Regions from separate parts of the Homo sapiens genome. Here all the other regions are linked to region 3. The links are chromatin contacts, found by Hi-C or POLR2A ChIA-PET in ENCODE. All regions are on one chromosome and are shown on one strand. The core of a region is the stretch at or near the end of the contact, and the rest is flanking DNA. Distances in the headings are between cores, read along the strand shown.

What was found. Hi-C counts contacts between places; a loop is a spot of excess contacts on that map. ChIA-PET counts read pairs that join two places held with the same protein, here RNA polymerase II (POLR2A). Pooled maps may share reads with other maps.
Region 1: a loop to region 3 is called in a map of naive thymus-derived CD4-positive, alpha-beta T cell, with 16 times the contacts of the local background. The contact joins the promoter of GAS1RR here to the promoter of CDK20 in region 3. A Hi-C loop is called at or near these places in 2 of 168 maps with a recorded cell type or tissue (CD4-positive, alpha-beta memory T cell and naive thymus-derived CD4-positive, alpha-beta T cell) and 8 of 50 pooled maps.
Region 2: a loop to region 3 is called in a map of CD8-positive, alpha-beta T cell, with 7 times the contacts of the local background. The contact joins the promoter of ISCA1 here to the promoter of CDK20 in region 3. A Hi-C loop is called at or near these places in 4 of 168 maps with a recorded cell type or tissue (CD4-positive, alpha-beta T cell, CD8-positive, alpha-beta T cell and naive thymus-derived CD4-positive, alpha-beta T cell) and 5 of 50 pooled maps. POLR2A ChIA-PET finds 5 or more read pairs at or near these places in 1 of 52 experiments (activated CD8-positive, alpha-beta memory T cell).

Annotation. Positions count from the first base shown.
Region 1 is chr9:86,947,448-86,950,479 of GRCh38, reverse strand. GAS1RR (GAS1 adjacent regulatory RNA) reads right to left here and starts at 1,782. Exons shown (of 7, transcript NR_049794.1): 1 at 1,487-1,782. GAS1 (growth arrest specific 1) reads left to right here and starts at 2,974. Exons shown (of 1, transcript NM_002048.3): 1 at 2,974-3,032.
Region 2 is chr9:86,281,240-86,284,077 of GRCh38, reverse strand. ISCA1 (iron-sulfur cluster assembly 1) reads left to right here and starts at 1,540. Exons shown (of 4, transcript NM_030940.4): 1 at 1,540-1,700. The coding sequence starts at 1,620. LOC124902194 (a long non-coding RNA gene) reads left to right here and starts at 1,997. Exons shown (of 2, transcript XR_007061634.1): 1 at 1,997-2,109; 2 at 2,625-2,838. RefSeq lists enhancers at 1,140-1,419, 1,540-1,689 and a silencer at 1,860-2,159.
Region 3 is chr9:87,973,177-87,976,129 of GRCh38, reverse strand. CDK20 (cyclin dependent kinase 20) reads left to right here and starts at 1,597. Exons shown (of 8, transcript NM_001039803.3): 1 at 1,597-1,758; 2 at 2,095-2,208. The coding sequence starts at 1,684. It overlaps LOC105376131 (a long non-coding RNA gene), which reads right to left and starts at 1,495. Exons shown (of 3, transcript XR_930088.2): 1 at 1,268-1,495.

The DNA.
Region 1 (3,032 bases), core at 533-3,032, 1.0 Mb after region 3:
ATACAAGGCCCGAGTAGAAGCTGCAAGGCTTCTTGTGATCTAGCCTTGGAGGCCCCAGAATGTCAGTCACTTTCACTATGTCCTATTGGTCAAAGTCAGTAAGGCCTACCCAAGACTCAAGGGGAAGGGGATTATACTCTGCCTTTTGATCTGAGTAGTAAGGATGTAAAGGTAGGGAGAAAAGTGATGGAGACCAATTTTGGAGGGTATCTACCACAGTAAGCCCAGTAAACAAATAGGTTTTGGGGATGGAAATTTAGAAGTGCTCTTGGGGAAGCTTAAGTTTGAGATGTCCTTGGAACCAAGTGAATATATACATATGGAGATCAGAGAAAGACTGAGATTGAAAACATCAAATTAGGAGATGCAATTTAAAATCAAGGCACTAGATGTGGTTACCTAAGGAGTTGAGAGACAGAAGGAGCCACCAGGCAGTAAAATGAGAGAACAGGGGAGTATGGAGTTTCGGAAGCCAAAATTTTAGAAAGCGCTTTGAAAAGGAGGTGATCAGTCATGGCCAATGCTGCTGAAACGTCATATAAGCTGAGGACTGAGAAGTGACAATCAGGTAGAGCAAGGTTTTGGTCACTAGCGACTCTACATAATCGAATGGAACTCGATTATGTAGAGTGAATCGAGTGGGGAAAGTGAGTAAAAGCAAGATTTTCAAGTTTTCATGAAAATGGGATAGTGACTGAATAGGGACGTGGAGTCTAGAAGGTTTTACTATTATGTTTTTTTAAGATAGAAGACAGTATAGCCTATTGTGGTGAATGGAAATGACACAGTAAAAAGTGGGCTGAGAACCCCTCAGGCTTGCAATGCTAATGCTATGTGACTGGGATGCAGAAGTCCCCAAAGCATGCAGAGCTCTTGGGCCTCCCTTAAACCCCACTGAGAGCTGTATCAAGGCCAAGGTGGGGCAAGTGTTACCAAAAACACAGCAACAACACAGAAAAGAAACATGTTAACTTTGAGAGCAGTGATTCTCAAAGTTTGAGAGCAGCATTCCCTGAGAACTTGTTAGAAATGCATATTCTTGGGACCCACCAGTCCAACTAAATCAGAAACTCCAAAAACTAGGGATCTGAGTTTTAGGATACGTGCTAAGGTTTGGGTCCCACTATTCTAAAGGAACTCAACAAAAATTCAAGTAAAGATGAAACCGAGTGCTGACTTTGTTCCTTATGGGCCTAAAATAACAAAGCTTTAAAGACAAGAGGGGATTTTTCAATTGTCTAATTGGCTTCGAACCTTACCTGTGGAGGGATCCCAGACACAGAGAAGGTGTCTGAGTTGTCCAAGTCCTCCAGGCCGGACTGAGAGGACAACTCCAAATAATAGAGAAAAAAAAAGAGACAGAGAGCCAGGGATATGGTTGTTTTGATGTGCCATGAAGTTGCAGCCTTTCTGGATTTTTTTAGTATCGATTTATATTGCTGTTTGTCTACCAATACTCAAATCAGAGCAAGACGGTCCGCCTTACCTCAGTCTGGCTCTTTTAAGGTTTGATTTTGGTTTTGGGGACTGCAGAGGTGCAGCTTCCCACGGCAGACCAAGCGCCTCTGAGGAACGCAGCAGCTTCAGCAGGTACAGGAAGATTTCCCGCAGCCGGAGGAATCTCCTAGTGCTGGGCCTCCGGCTGTGACTTTTGCCATTTCAAATTCACTTGGCCTCTAGGGAGAGGCAGACAGCCCGACGCTGAGCGCGTCGGAGCCCCGGCTCCCTCTGCTTCTGGAGAGGAGATTTAGCCTTAATTTTTGTGACAGATGGAGTTGATAGTCTCTCCACGGAAAGGGGAGGAAAAAAGCGCCAGTTTTTGACAGGCCGCAGACGCCCGCTGCCTCTGGTGGCGGAAGGCTGCGTTGCGCCCCAGTTAAGGTAGCTCGGAAACTCCCTCGCCGAGAAGGCAGAGGTTTCCTCTGCAGAGCAGCCTCCCTTAAATATACTGAGGGGCTGAAACTTACACTTTAATATAAACCTTTGGTGCGTGCCCATTTATTCCGTCTTCTGTCCTGTGACTGCGGCCAGGTGGTAATTGCTCGACATTCCTGAATATTTTTAATGCTAGTTAAATTTTTTCATTATTGCACGTGTTGCAAGCTTATCTTCCTAAGAAATTATTTCGGTTGATTGGATTTCGGTCTTGCAATTTGAAAACGATGCCTGGCGCACGGGCGGTACCTGCCAGATGGCCTAGCTGGGGCTGGGGGGTGGCGGGCGGGTTGTAAGCATCTCATCAACATCTCCCTAATAAAGTGTGTGCTTCTTTCTTGTATGCTTCTTTAAAACAGTTTCAGTCTCACATTTTATCTCTGGATTCTCCCCTTCCCCTCTGTGGTGATCAAGACCCAAAGACAGGGAGCCTGGAAGATAAACTGAGTTCTGAATCCAGTCGAAAGCACAGATGGGGGCCAGCGAGAATTAATAAAACTACAAAAAAAAAAAAAAAGAAAAAAAAAACAAACAAAAAAGGCCCGTGGCTGAGCCGGATGCAAACAGCTGCCCCTAAGCCCTGCCCGCTGGTTCTGTGCGCGAGCTGGGGCTGCATATCCGAGCCTCCTTAAGAGTAGGAGGAGCTCCGGGCCTCCGTCAGGCTCCCTAAGCCGTTCCTTTCAAGCCCTGAATGCCTGAATGTGAGCTGCCCACCACCCTCCCGCCCTCCCCCACTCCGCAACCCCACTCCAGCGGCTCGTAAAAAAAAAAAAAAAAACTTTCAACAACAACAGGCAGGACCAATAGCATCTCGAAAAGCCGGGAAAGGGGGCCGAGCAAAGGGCGAAAGAGAGTGGAGAAAGGAGAAAGCGGGCAGGCTCGGAGCGCGCGGGGCCGGGGCTCGGCGAGCCGGAGGAGCGTTGCTAATGTTTTTGTTTGTTTGCTTTTCCATGCATGCATAATGAGGGGGCACCGCGGCACCACGCGGGGGCTCCCGGCCCACTTTTGTATTTAAAGCCTCGCTGCTAACGAGTCTGCAGCCGGGCTCAGCGGATCCGCTCCCCGGGCTCTTGGTCACCCGAGAAGCTGCCGCCGAG
Region 2 (2,838 bases), core at 291-2,790, 1.7 Mb after region 3:
TCTTCTTTCTATCTGTCTGTCTGTCTCTCTCTTCCTATCTTCCGTTCTTTCTTTTTTTTTTTGAGACAGAGTCTCACTCCGTTGCCCAGGCTGGGAGTGCAGTGGCACGATCTCAGCTCACTGCAACCTCCGCCTCCCAGGTTCAAGCGATTCTCCTGCCTCAGCCTCCTGAGTAGCTAGGATAACAGGTGTGCACCACCACACCCGGCTAATTTTTGTATTTTTAGCAGAGATGGGGTCTCACCATGTTGGCCAACCTGGTCTCGAACTCCTGACCTCAGGTGATCTCCCCGCCTCGGCCTCCCAAAGTGCTGGGATTACAGGCGTGAGCCACGCGCCCGGCCCCCAGTTTATGTGCAGATAAGGCTTAGGGGAAAAAAAAAAGCGTCCTCTTATTGTCAATGCGATTGCATTTCTGTAGCAGGAAGTCAGAACTACTTGATGGAATTTTGAACTATCCTTTCAGAAACTGCAGGAGATCGAAGATAAACTTGGCTTTAAAAAATGTTTCACTGATTAGTTCTTCCCACATTCAAACACTGCGAATCTGTCCTCCCCAGGACTGCTTCATAGACCCCTCCTGCCCTTTTTCCTTCACTTCTAGCACTTCAATGACAAATGCCACCTGTCTTGATGTCCTCCTCTCTTCATCTGCTAGCCCTGTCCTGCCAGTATCTCATTCTTCCCTGGCCCCTCTTTACCTGGCTTCCTGTGTATGCCTGGGTACCGCGCCTGTGCAGTGTCTGGTGCTCAGGAATACTGCATCAAAAGGCAGAATTAAGCCCCTGAGCAGCCAGGACAAGGTCTGACAACACGTTTTAAATCGAGTAATTGTTGCTCGCTATAAATGTGACTATTCACACTGCTGCCCAGTCACATTTTCAAGTAGGGTTGGTTCCCAGTTCAGCACCAGAATGAAAACTGCATTAGTCACCACCCTTCAGCATCCCCAGCAGTACAGCACGCTGGGGAGAAGGGTGGAGGGTGGCGATTATACAACTCTGCGGTAACGCCATGCTCTTAAGAACAGCCTAATTGGACCACAAAAGAAGAATGAAAATGGATGTAGATGTCTGGGCATCGGAACGATCACTCTGCATTTGAGAGCATAAGCTCCCAGTGCAGGGTTGACTTATGCGTCCTTAAGTGTCACCGCCTATGATGGTGTTTGTCACGGTGAGTATTAAAGCAGGGGGTGACGCTGCACCTTGCCCCGGGGGCAGGTGGTGAAGCTACGTGCATCCGGAGTCAGCAGGTCTGAGGTCATTCCTCGCCCCCTCCCGCCCGCTCCCCGACGTCACGCCGACTCCGTCCTCGGCGGTGAAGACATTCCTCCCGGGCCCTGCGCCCTGCAGCGTGGTAACCCCACTGCCGGAGACCGTGCGCAACCCAGCTGCTAGACCCCCGGCGTTGAGCGGCAAAACCCCGCCCCGAGCGGCTTGCCCCGCCCCCGGCTCGTCACTCATGCAACTCACCCAATGGTGGCGGCGGGGGGCGGGGCTAGGACTGAGGGCGCCGTGCGCCGAAGCTTGTGGCGTCAATGCGCCCGCCGTGTCCATGGAGAGAAGCTGAGGCGGCCGACCTTCGGCCCGAGGCACCGGGGCGCCGGGACGGCGAAGATGTCGGCTTCCTTAGTCCGGGCAACTGTCCGGGCTGTGAGCAAGAGGAAGCTGCAGCCCACCCGGGCAGCCCTCACCCTGGTGAGTGCTCGCGGCGCGCGGCGGGGCCCGTGACATTGCTCGTGTCCGCCCCGTGCAAGGGGAGGTCACGGCGGCCGGGAGTGGGGCCGCAGGGACGCGGACACGTCAGACCTCGGCGTCGCTCCGACCCGCCGCACAGCCTCGCCGCCTCCTTCGCCTCCGGCCCCTCTTTGCAACGATAAACAAGTCCCGGGCGGGGCTGCTCTCTTGGCCCCGGAAACTACGTTTCCCGTCAGGCCGCGCGGCAACCGCGTGCGGGCCGGAGGGGATCCCGGGGGTGGGCGTCCCCGGGGGCCGATCGCCTCCACACTCCTGCCGGCCTGCGCTGTTCGGCCGTTCCGGTTAAGCAGAGGCTGAACGTGCCCGGTGGCGGGGGTTCCCGGTGGTGGCCCGGAGTCCTAGCCTGGAGGTGCGTGGGGTGGGGAGGGACCAGGCTGTCCGAAGGACCGCTGTGTCGGGGCGACAGCGTTCGCAGAGGGCGAGCACAGCGACAACAAAGCCCCCGGCTCCTGCCGAGGTCACGGCCGCGGCGCGCAAAGCGTTACTTGCCGGTGTCCTGGGTGATTGAGGCCTTTGAAACTCCCTCTGTGCCTCTAGCAAGCCTAGGCTCTTAGGACAAAAGATGATTTCCCAGAGTGAGTTTACAGCCTTTTCTGGGTGAAAGGTCAAACACTCAGAGGGCACCAGAGTGCAACCATTGATTACTTAGAGAATTCACTGAGCTCAGTGTTCCGGCCGCACCGTTCAGTTTTTTAGTGGAAGGAAAATCCACATAACATAAAATTAGTCCTTTTAAAGGGTACAATTCAGTGCCATTTAAGACATTCACAGTGTCGTGCAACCATCACCTCTATCTAGTTCCAAAATACTTTCACCCCAAAAGAAAAATTTATGATCACGTTCCTACATACACTCCCCTTTTAGTGAAGGAGACGACTTTATGCAACCATTCGCTTAGAGACTGGGAAAAAAAACGATTTAAATTGACTCATCGATTCTGTTGCATCTAATGCCAAAAGGGCCTATTACCAGAAAATAAGTTTGTAGCAAAGTAGAAGAAAATTGTGATCAGGTGAGAGAATTTATTTTTATAATCAATTTTTTAGGCCTTTGATATTACCCTGATTATATATGGTAC
Region 3 (2,953 bases), core at 348-2,847:
ACTTTGTATGGACATCAAGTCATTCTTCTGCAATTATTAACCCAGAAGTGAAATTTCTAAGCTAGAAAATATTTGCTTTTTTGGAAAATTAATAAATTATATTCAAAACTCAAATAATGTAAAGAGACCCAGTGAAAAGTCTGCCTCCTATTCTGTCCCCCTGTCCTCCCAGTCCCTCTTCCACCAGGTAACCACACTCAGGAAATCTTGTGTATCTTTCCAGATATCTTGTAATGGATGTACAAGCATTATTTATATTCTTTTCTCCTTTTGTTTACACAGCCAGTGGTACTCTATGCATTCTGTCCTGCATCTTGCCTTTTTCATTTAACAACCTATTTTAGAAATCTTCCCATTGCTGTACATAAAAAGATTTAATACCTCATTTGAAGGAGGCACCACAATGATGGACATCTGTGTTGTTTCCAATAGTTTGCCGTTGAAACAACGTTGCAATGGAATAACTTTGTACATGTCATTTCACATGTGTAAAAGGTGTCTATTGGGGAAATTGCTAGAAGTGGCTTTGCTGAGTCTGAGGGTCTGTGCATTTGTGATTTGATCAACATCGTCAAATTATACTGCCACCAGCAATGTATGAAAGTGCTTGTTTTCCCGTAGCTTGGTCAATGAACTATTAGACCTGAGATCTTTAGCCATCCAATATGTGAAAAACTGTAACTTTAGTTTGCATTTGTTTATTGTATGTGAAGTTGAGCATCCTTTCAGAAGTTTAAGGCCTACTCTGTCCTGTCTGGGTCAGAGTATGCCCTTTTATTTTATTTTTAGTTTTAGTTTTTGAGACAGAGTCTCGCTCTGTCACCCAGGCTGGAGTACGGTGGCGCAATCTCGGCTCACTGTAACCTCTGCCTCCCGGGTTCAAGCGATTCTTCTGCCTCAGCCTCCTGAGTAGCTGGGATTACAGGAGCACGCCACCACGCCCGGCTAATTTTTTTTGTATTTTCAATAGAGACGGGGTTTCACCATGTTGGTCAGGCTGGTCTCGAACTCCTGACCTGATGATCCGCCCGCCTCAGCCTCCCAAAGCGCTGGGATTACAGGCGTGAGCCACCGTGCCCGGCCCTCAGAGTATGCCCTTTTAAAAATCTGTGGGTACACGTAGCCAACTGACATTTTAAGACAAGAGGACCCACAGACCCTCTTTCCACAACGCAGCCCGGGACCTGTCTGTCTGCATCAATAGTGCCTGGCTTTCGGAGCTAGAAAACAGCACCTGCGCGTGGTCGAAGCCTGAACCTCTACTTACAGGTGCGGAGCTTCCGGCTTGCCAGGGGAAGGAGCCCGCCCCTCCCGGCTGCGTGCACCAGCGCAGCTAGTCACGTGACGCCGGGGGCGGGGGCAGATAGGAGGTGCCTGCTGTCATCGTTCCGTGGGCCCTGCTGCGGGCACGCTCTCGGCGCATGCGTTTTTTATGCGGGATTAAGCTTGCTGCTGCGTGACAGCGGAGGGCTAGGAAAAGGCGCAGTGGGGCCCGGAGCTGTCACCCCTGACTCGACGCAGCTTCCGTTCTCCTGGTGACGTCGCCTACAGGAACCGCCCCAGTGGTCAGCTGCCGCGCTGTTGCTAGGCAACAGCGTGCGAGCTCAGATCAGCGTGGGGTGGAGGAGAAGTGGAGTTTGGAAGTTCAGGGGCACAGGGGCACAGGCCCACGACTGCAGCGGGATGGACCAGTACTGCATCCTGGGCCGCATCGGGGAGGGCGCCCACGGCATCGTCTTCAAGGCCAAGCACGTGGAGGTGAGGCTGGACCGCGGCCGGCAGCCTGGCGGGGGTGTGCCCCCGCCACCCTCCGGCTAACGCTCTAAACTGTTTCGGTTCCCTTTTTACATCCAGTACAGTTTTTAAAACCTACTCATATTCTAAACCTACTTTGGGCCGTTGCGCTTCCCTCCGCACAGCTGGCTTGGTCCCCTACCCCAGCGGCTGGGTCCCAGGCTAGTCCTAGACCCCCGAGGAGGGCCTCTGGCCGAGCCGGGGGCGCGTGTCTCTCTCTCAACCACCTTCCCCTCACCCACCTTCATCTCTCTTTCCCAGCCGAGGGTGGGCTGGCAGTGTCTGCCTTCTATCCTGCAGACTGGCGAGATAGTTGCCCTCAAGAAGGTGGCCCTAAGGCGGTTGGAGGACGGCTTCCCTAACCAGGCCCTGCGGGAGATTAAGGCTCTGCAGGAGATGGAGGACAATCAGTATGTGAGTAGGGGAGGGGGGGCATGGTATTCTCACCCTCAGTCGCTCGTTCCCACTTCTTTGTGCCTTCATTTTCCCAGCTACGCCTTCACCAGCTTTCAGGGATTTCCTCCCGCTGTCACTCACACACACTGCTCATTCATCTGCCTCCTTACCCCCTTTTGCCCTTTTTTGTCCACTTGTTCACCTTTATTTACCTATTTCTTTCATTTCTCACACATTCACTCTCATTTGCCTACTTATTTCTTAATGTATTCATTCATTCACCGACTTTTTTTCTCAAAACATGTAGTGATTTATAATGTAACTAGCACCTATTGAGCTCCCGATGTGTTCTGCAGGCATTATATACATTGTCATTTTGAGACCTCTTTACTACTGTACAAGGCAGGTTTCCAGATCTCTGTTTCTCAGGTGAGAGGAGGAGGTTATGTCACCAGCTCTTGGGCCCTCCGTTAGTCAGTAGAGGGTTTGGCCCAGGTTTGATTGAGAGTCCATTCTTCCCTTGGGACCTCCCATAGGCTCTACCCTGTGTTGGGCACTGGTGACACAGAGAAACCAGCTCCAGCCCAGCTCCTGAGGACTTAAGTGTGCTAACAAGAGACAGAGGCAACAGGGCCCACCTAGTGTGGTTCGTGCTGTGATAGGGTACCGGGAGGGGCTGCTGGAACACGAAGAGGGGCATCTTTCACCCCTAGTGTCATTACTCTTTTGGTGCTCTCTCTCACCCATGTCGAAATAGGGAATG